2 separate regions of the Mus musculus genome follow, and region 1 is linked to region 2. The links are chromatin contacts, found by Hi-C or POLR2A ChIA-PET in ENCODE. All regions are on one chromosome and are shown on one strand. The core of a region is the stretch at or near the end of the contact, and the rest is flanking DNA. Distances in the headings are between cores, read along the strand shown.

Region 1 (3,555 bases), core at 238-2,737, 120 kb after region 2:
ATAAATAAATCTTAAAAAAATAAAAATAAAACATAAAGAAAAAGGATGCTCGCACCACACATCACAGGGCCACCATATAGAAACTGATTTTTATTCAGATGCAACCAAAACAGCAATCCTAAACCGGGTGGTGGTGGTGGTGGTGCACGCCTTTAATCTCAGCACCTGGAAGGCAGAGACCAGCATCTGAATTCCAGGCCAGTCAGGGCTACATAGTTTTGACCTTGCCTCAACCAATCAAACCATGCAGACTAAGGCTTTTACAAATCAGTACGGTAAGGTTGTGCTTTCTAGAAAGAGGAACTATGTACCAAGTATTTTGTTTTTCTGAGACAGAGGCTGCTAATATAGCCCTAGCTGCCCTCGGACTTGGTACAACTCGTTTGCAAACGTATCCCTTGTAGTGCATAGCTTGGGATCAAGTATTTTTTTCTTGCTATTAGAAAATATGGGCACAGCGTCCTCATTGTCGTTTGAGAAGCAAAAGCCAACCAACAAACAAAAAGCTCTGGAAACAATCTGTGTTCTTCTGACGCACTGTCTAAAACAGCGCACTGCTACGCCATCCTACTCCTGCAAAATCCCGTTCTGTAGGTTGACAGTAAAAGATCGCCCATGATCATCACAGCATGACACTCATCTGGCCGTAAAGTACTGACTCCGTCCTGCCACTGCCATCAGGAGGCATTTTATTTACTGTTTAGTTCGGAGACCTTTTTTTTTTTTTCTTAAATGCGTAACACTTTCACTATCAAAATTCTTGTTCCTAAGAGCTAGGGCTCTGCCTAACAAAGCGAAAGGCCCCGTGTTTTTCAAAACAACACACAAATAAGCCCGGGTTCCTAATCAAACTCGGCGAAGATGCTCGCTCCCTGCCAGCTCATCAGCAGTTCTCTGACAGCGCAAACAACAAGCTTACGTAAGCGCTCGGCCCCAAGGCGATGGGGAGAACGCTGGCTCGGGACTCCCGGCTCCGGCGGCGGATCCTGACCGCCCAGAGGTATGAGGTCATACCTCCTCGCCCCGAAGTCAAAAAGAAGTTAAGTTAGCCCTTTAGAGAGAACAGGCCGGGGACGCAGGCCAGCGCGATCTGTCAACAGATAGACACCGGACTCGCTAGAGACCTGAGCAGGAAGGAGAAAGACGCGGGGCTGTGCTCCTCGGTTCTCCCCGCTGGGGAAAGCCGCGAGCAGGCTCGGGAGGGAGCGGAGACCGGGCCTCCGGGGGTCTCCTCGCGCAGCCAACCGCCGACCTGCAGCCCGCGGCCGGCTCCCGGCCCCCGCGCGAGAAGCCCCTTCTACCTCTCGGAGAAGCTCTTCACCAGCAGCCACACGATGAGCGGCAGGTTCTCCCGTTCGTTGTAGGTGGGCAACAGCACCGAGTACTTGTCCTGTCGCGAGGAGCGGCCCTGCGGCGGCCGCGGAGACGCAGCAAGACTGCGACTCGCCCCCGTGGAAGCCATGACGGCTCTGCGAGAGGCGCCGGAAGCGGACTTACGTCATCCGACACGGGCCGTACCAAATCTCGGAGCATGGGGGAGGCTCGGCGCTCCGACGTCCCAGTGTGGTCCCCGGGAAACTTCCAGATATGGTGACCGTTTCAAGCCAATCGTGACGGCTTCCCCGGATAAAAACCCATTCGTTTCACTTTCAAGGGCCAGGAAGCGTCTTCGTTTTCCAGTCGCTAAGAGACAGGCAACCGGAAACGGAAGTCCCTTCCCGGCTCTTTCCGGAAGAGGCTGTCATGGCTGCCCCGGAGGACGTAGCTGCCTTACAGGCTGAAATCACCCGGCGGGAGGAAGAGCTAGCTTCGCTCAAGCGGAGGCTGGCCGCGGCCCTGACAGCCGAGCCGGAGCCCGAGCGTCCGCTCCGGGTCCCGCCGCCGCCGCTGGCGCCCCGGGCCGCGCTGTCGCGGGACGAGATCCTCCGCTACAGCCGCCAGCTACTGCTGCCGGAGCTGGGCGTGCGCGGGCAGCTGCGCCTGGCGGCGGCGGCGGTGCTCGTGGTGGGCTGCGGCGGGCTGGGCTGCCCGCTGGCGCAGTACCTGGCGGCGGCCGGCGTAGGCAGGCTGGGGCTGGTGGACCACGACGTGGTGGAGACGAGCAACCTGGCCCGCCAGGTCCTGCACGGGGAGGCGCAGGCCGGCGAGAGCAAGGCTCGCTCGGCGGCCGCGGCGCTGCGCCGTCTCAACTCGGCGGTGGAGTGCGTGGCGTACCCGCGCGCGCTCGCCGAGGACTGGGCGCTCGACCTGGTCCGCGGCTACGACGTGGTGGCAGACTGCTGCGACAACGTGCCCACGCGCTACCTGGTGAACGACGCGTGCGTGCTGGCCGGCCGGCCGCTAGTGTCGGCCAGCGCGCTGCGCTTCGAGGGCCAGATGACCGTCTACCACCACGACGGCGGGCCGTGCTACCGCTGCGTGTTCCCGCGGCCGCCCCCGCCGGAGACAGTGACCAACTGTGCAGACGGCGGCGTGCTCGGAGCGGTGCCCGGCGTGCTAGGCTGCGCGCAGGCCCTCGAGGTGCTCAAGATCGCCGCCGGCCTCGGCTCCTCCTACAGCGGCAGCATGCTGCTCTTCGACGGCCTCGGGGGCCACTTCCGCCGGATCCGGCTGCGGCGCCGCCGGCCTGACTGCGTCGTGTGCGGGCAGCAGCCCACCGTGACCCGCCTGCAGGACTACGAGGCCTTCTGCGGCTCCTCGGCCACCGACAAGTGCCGCGCCCTGAAGCTGCTGTGCCCCGAGGAGCGGATTTCTGTGACCGACTACAAGCGGCTTCTGGATTCCGGGGCGCCCCATGTGTTGCTGGACGTCCGGCCTCAAGTAGAGGTGGACATCTGTCGCCTGCCGCACTCTCTCCACATCCCTTTGAGTCAGTTGGAACGCAGGGATGCGGACAGCCTGAAACTCTTAGGGGCTGCCCTCCGGAAAGGGAAGCAGGAGTCGCAGGAAGGGGTTGCTCTCCCGGTGTATGTGATTTGCAAACTGGGAAACGACTCCCAGAAAGCTGTGAAGGTCCTGCAGTCCTTAACGGCAGTGCCGGAGTTAGACTCTTTAACTGTTCAGGACATCGTGGGGGGACTCATGGCCTGGGCCGCCAAAATTGATGGGACATTTCCACAGTACTGAGAGGACAGCATGTGATTCGTGTGGATGACGGTTGTGATACCTGAAGAATCTATTCGAGCTTTACAAAATAATGTAGGGAAGAGCCTGGATTCACGGTCTCCGAATAAATAAACGGAGACCTCCCCCCCCCCCCCCCCCAAGGAGCTTTTTGAGAAAAGAGGATAGCATTGCCTCTGAGAGCTACTTTTGGGCACTTGTGCAGCACCTTCAACATGTGACTTGGTACGACAGGATTTTTTGTTTCCCACCCGGTCAGATTAAACTGAGATTAAACAGTTAAGATGCAGCTTTTACAACTGAATTAATCACTTACATTCATCCTATTTTTAAATTAAGGTCTTCTTTGTGAGGTTGCAGAGATGGCTTAACTCGGGCTACCCCCCACCCCTACCCCATGGGGGCGGGACATCCTGGTTTGACTCCCAGAAT
Region 2 (3,623 bases), core at 1,052-3,551:
ACCGTCAGTCCCAATGCTCAGACAGAGTGACTTAGAGAAACCATGCCTTAAAAACAAAAACAACAGCAAGTGGAGAGAGAGAGAGAGAGAGAGAGAGACCCGGAGCCTGAAGACAGTTGATTTGATGTCAGCTCCTTTTTAAAAGGATAGGAAGAAGCCGGGCGTGGTGGCGCACGCCTTTAATCCCAGCACTCGGGAGGCAGGCAGATTTCTGAGTTCTAGGCCAGCCTAGTCTACAAAGTGAGTTCCAGGACAGCCAAGGCTATACAGAGAAACCCTGTCTCGAAAAACAGAAGAAGAAGAAGAAGAAGAAGAAGAAGAGGAGGAGGAGGAGGAGGAGGAGGGAGGGGGAGGGGGAGGGAGGAGTGGGAGTGGGAGGGGGAGGATGTATTTTGGGTGTGCACATCATGCCACAGCACTAGCGTAGAGGTCAGAGGTCACCTTGCAGGGACCATTTCTCTTGAACTGTGGGTAAGCAGTTCAAGTCCTCAGAGTACCCTATGAGGTCTCACCAGCCTTGATCTCGGGTCTTCCTGGGGCCTCACTGAGCTCAACACAGGAGAGCTATTCATGTTTTGTTCAGAAAAACTATCCATGTGGTATGGGCACGTGCCGGCTCACCCTGTGACCGGCACCCGGTGAGCATGTGTGATAGCCATCAAGGGCCCGGCTGTGTGAATTTGCCTGGAGAGAAACGAATAAATTCCTGTTCACTCCAGACAGGGCACCACCGTCAGCCAGCCAGAGCCGCCATTCTGCCTATGTCCAGCTTAGGCAATGAGTTTACTAGGGTTTCAAGTAGGCACCTAGGCACCCCCAAACCAGCTGCTGAGTCACTAAACTGCCTCAGCCTGGTATGTGGGATACTTTTCTGTTGCTGTGGTAAAACACCATGACCAAAGCCACTTAAGGAAGAGGGAAGGGTTTGCCTTTCTTCCAGAGGGTGGGTCGCAGTGGCCATAGGAGGCCAGAGCTTAGAGATCGAGTCTCAACTGCACACAGGAAACAGGAAGAGCAAACTGGAAGCGGGGTGAGACTGTACCCCTCAAAATCCACGCCAACTGATAAACTTCCTCCAGCAGGGCTGTGCCTCCTAAAGGTTCCATAGCTCCCACCACAGTGCCACCAACTGGAGAACAAAGTGTTCATGAGCCTGTGGGGGAGGGGACCCTTTGGTGATGTCGTCCCTCCTCCCTGTGGCTGCATGGAGCCCTTGCAGTTAACTGCCCATCCTCTATATGATCTTTTCTTTTCTTGTTTCCTTTTCTTTCCCCAAACAAGGTTTCTCTATATACTCCTGACTATCCTGGACTTGCTTTGTAGACAAGGCTAGCCCCAAACTTACAGAAATCCACCTGCCTCTGCCCCCTGAGTGCTGGGTTTAAATGTGTGTGCCACCATTCCTGGCTTCTACACACTCTCACTGATTAGCTATGAAGATGACCACAATGCTCAATCTCTCCAGGCCTGTTTCCACCTCCATTCAATGGAGACATTGCAGGGCTGATGTTCACGCTGGTGTGATGGGAACCCAGCAATCTGGGAATAGTGCCCGGCACACAGTGACACACACTTGGGCCACCAACGTGATGACACTTGCAGAGCCTAGAAGTGCCACAGCTGAGCAAGCCCAGAACCTGGCACAAGGGACTAACTCCAGTGTCATCCAAAACTCAAAGCTAAGGCCACATCCCACAGCAACTAACTCACAGTGTCAGGATTCCACCTGAACAAGGTCTGTAGCCAACAATTCCTGGGAATTACATGATGGAAGGAGAGAATGGACACCCTCCCCACACAAAAATGTCCTGATTTTCACACGTGTACGTACACACACACACTCCTCCCCTCCCCCAACAATACGTAAATCCAATGAAAGTTTAAATACACACATAAAAAAAGAATTTTCACTGTGTTCACAATTTGTGTGTTTCTCCTCTCTTTGAAATAGGATCATATATGTATCAAGGCCTCAAACTTGATATGTACCCTAGAACGTCCTTGAATCTCCGATTCTCCTGCCTCCACCTAAACCGGGGGCATAACTGTCCTGCACCACCGCAGGCAGGGCTTAGGCCTGGATGCTGAAAGGCAGATCGACCACTGTGTGCCATGAGGTGAAGCCCAAAGATGCGGGAATGGAAGGACGTGACCTGGGGCCCAGCTCAGGGTTCCCGGGAGTCTCCACGCTGGGCAGAGGCTGGGCAGGCACCCCCAACTCCCCCCTACACACACCCCACTTATCACCACCCCACCCCCACTCCCATCTCCAGGCCTTGCTGGGGCCCCGCCCCCACCCACAGAGACCTAGTCTAAAACCGGCTGCAGTTCTAAGACAGCTTGGGCGCCAGAGGGAGCTCCAAGGGACTGGACTGGCTTCTTCCCGCAGCTGGTTCAAACTGGTTTGGGCAGGGTGCGGCCTCTGCAGGCTGCATTCCAGGCCTCTGGCTAGCAGCGCATTCCAGGCCTTTCCAGGACCACTTGGGGTAGAACCTGGGGACCATAGCCTTGAGTCCTCTAAGAGGCTAGACCCTGTGCGAATTCAGCTCTTTGTTTAAAATCTTTCCTGCGGCCTTGGGCAGGGTCCTTGGCTTAGGACCTTCACCAGGTGAAGCCCTGAGTGGGGGTGTGTCAAAACCAATTAGTGACTGACTTGGTAGAAAAAGGGCAGGACAGCTCCCCATTTCTCCTGGGTCCCCAGTTCAAAAAGTGGGTTGGGACACGGGATTCCAGAAACACAGTGATTTCTGGCTTCCCAGATCCTTTAGAGTGTGACAACTTCTCCAGAAATTGACAATTTCCCTAAGCCTAGCCCGGGCTAACTTCAAACATACAGGTACCAGGGAATCACCTCAAACCTTGATCCTCCCGCCTCTCCCTCCCAAAAGTACTCTTAAAGTTTGGTTATAACGAACTTCAAAGAAACTGGCCTTCCAGATATCCAAACCTTTAGTGCACTCTCCCCAACTTCCTCTCTCACCCCCAAATTACCACCTTGCTGAATGAAACTTCAATCCAGTTCCCGCCTTTCCTAGGCCTCATGGCCAGGCTACAGCTGAACCAACGCAGTATAGGCAGCGCCTGGTGACCATGGGACACCCTGCCAAGCCTCAGCCCTCGCTCACCTCCCCTAGCCTTTCTTCTGGTTGTCCACCCAGTGGCTTTTGCCACTCAGTGCTGCTGGCCAACCAAGGCCAGCCTGGGCTCTTCCAGCAGTTCCCAGCCCTGGCAGGCTTGCTAGAGGGGGGTGGGGGTGGGGGTGACTCGTGAAAGAACTCAGAACTAGACATGTCATAGCTATGATGGATGAATGGATGGATGGATGGATGGCCATGTGTGGTCTCAGTGGATTCCCTTTCTAAGTGCCTGGTACCCAAGGCACTGCCAAGAATTTCCCAGAAGATGCTGGGCAGAGAGCTGGAGAGTCTGGATGGATGTGGAAAATCAGTCACACTTCCAGAAGTGGGGAGCCAGCAGCCCCAGGGCACGCAAAAGCCAGATGGAGCCAGTTTAGATTGCTCTGGAGGGTTGTCAGATAGAAGATGAACTCACACACACAGCAGGGAAGGATCAGGGTGGTGGGTATTTATTTCCAACCCTAAGACCAGCCCGTTTAAAAATAA

The links. Hi-C counts contacts between places; a loop is a spot of excess contacts on that map. ChIA-PET counts read pairs that join two places held with the same protein, here RNA polymerase II (POLR2A).
Region 1: a map of T-helper 2 cell shows a loop between it and region 2 (2.1-fold over the local background). The contact joins the promoter of Dpm1 here to the enhancer-like site in region 2. A Hi-C loop is called at or near these places in 3 of 37 maps with a recorded cell type or tissue (T-helper 2 cell, gastrocnemius and mouse trophoblast stem cell). POLR2A ChIA-PET finds 5 or more read pairs at or near these places in 4 of 5 experiments (Patski and embryonic stem cell).

Annotation. Positions count from the first base shown.
Region 1 is chr2:168,228,892-168,232,446 of GRCm38, forward strand. Dpm1 (dolichol-phosphate (beta-D) mannosyltransferase 1) reads right to left here and starts at 1,488. Exons shown (of 9, transcript NM_010072.4): 1 at 1,302-1,488. The coding sequence starts at 1,462. Mocs3 (molybdenum cofactor synthesis 3) reads left to right here and starts at 1,731. Exons shown (of 1, transcript NM_001160330.1): 1 at 1,731-3,412. The coding sequence starts at 1,744. The coding sequence ends at 3,126. Gm20716 (predicted gene 20716) reads right to left here and starts at 1,488. Exons shown (of 12, transcript NR_132310.1): 1 at 1,302-1,488.
Region 2 is chr2:168,112,755-168,116,377 of GRCm38, forward strand. No RefSeq gene overlaps it. Among named protein-coding and RNA genes, the nearest start is that of Gm46787, 30 kb to the right of the region's middle. Within about 2 kb of position 2,302, at least 1 of the 3 ENCODE cell types and tissues checked has a DNase peak (open chromatin) inside an H3K27ac peak, as active enhancers do.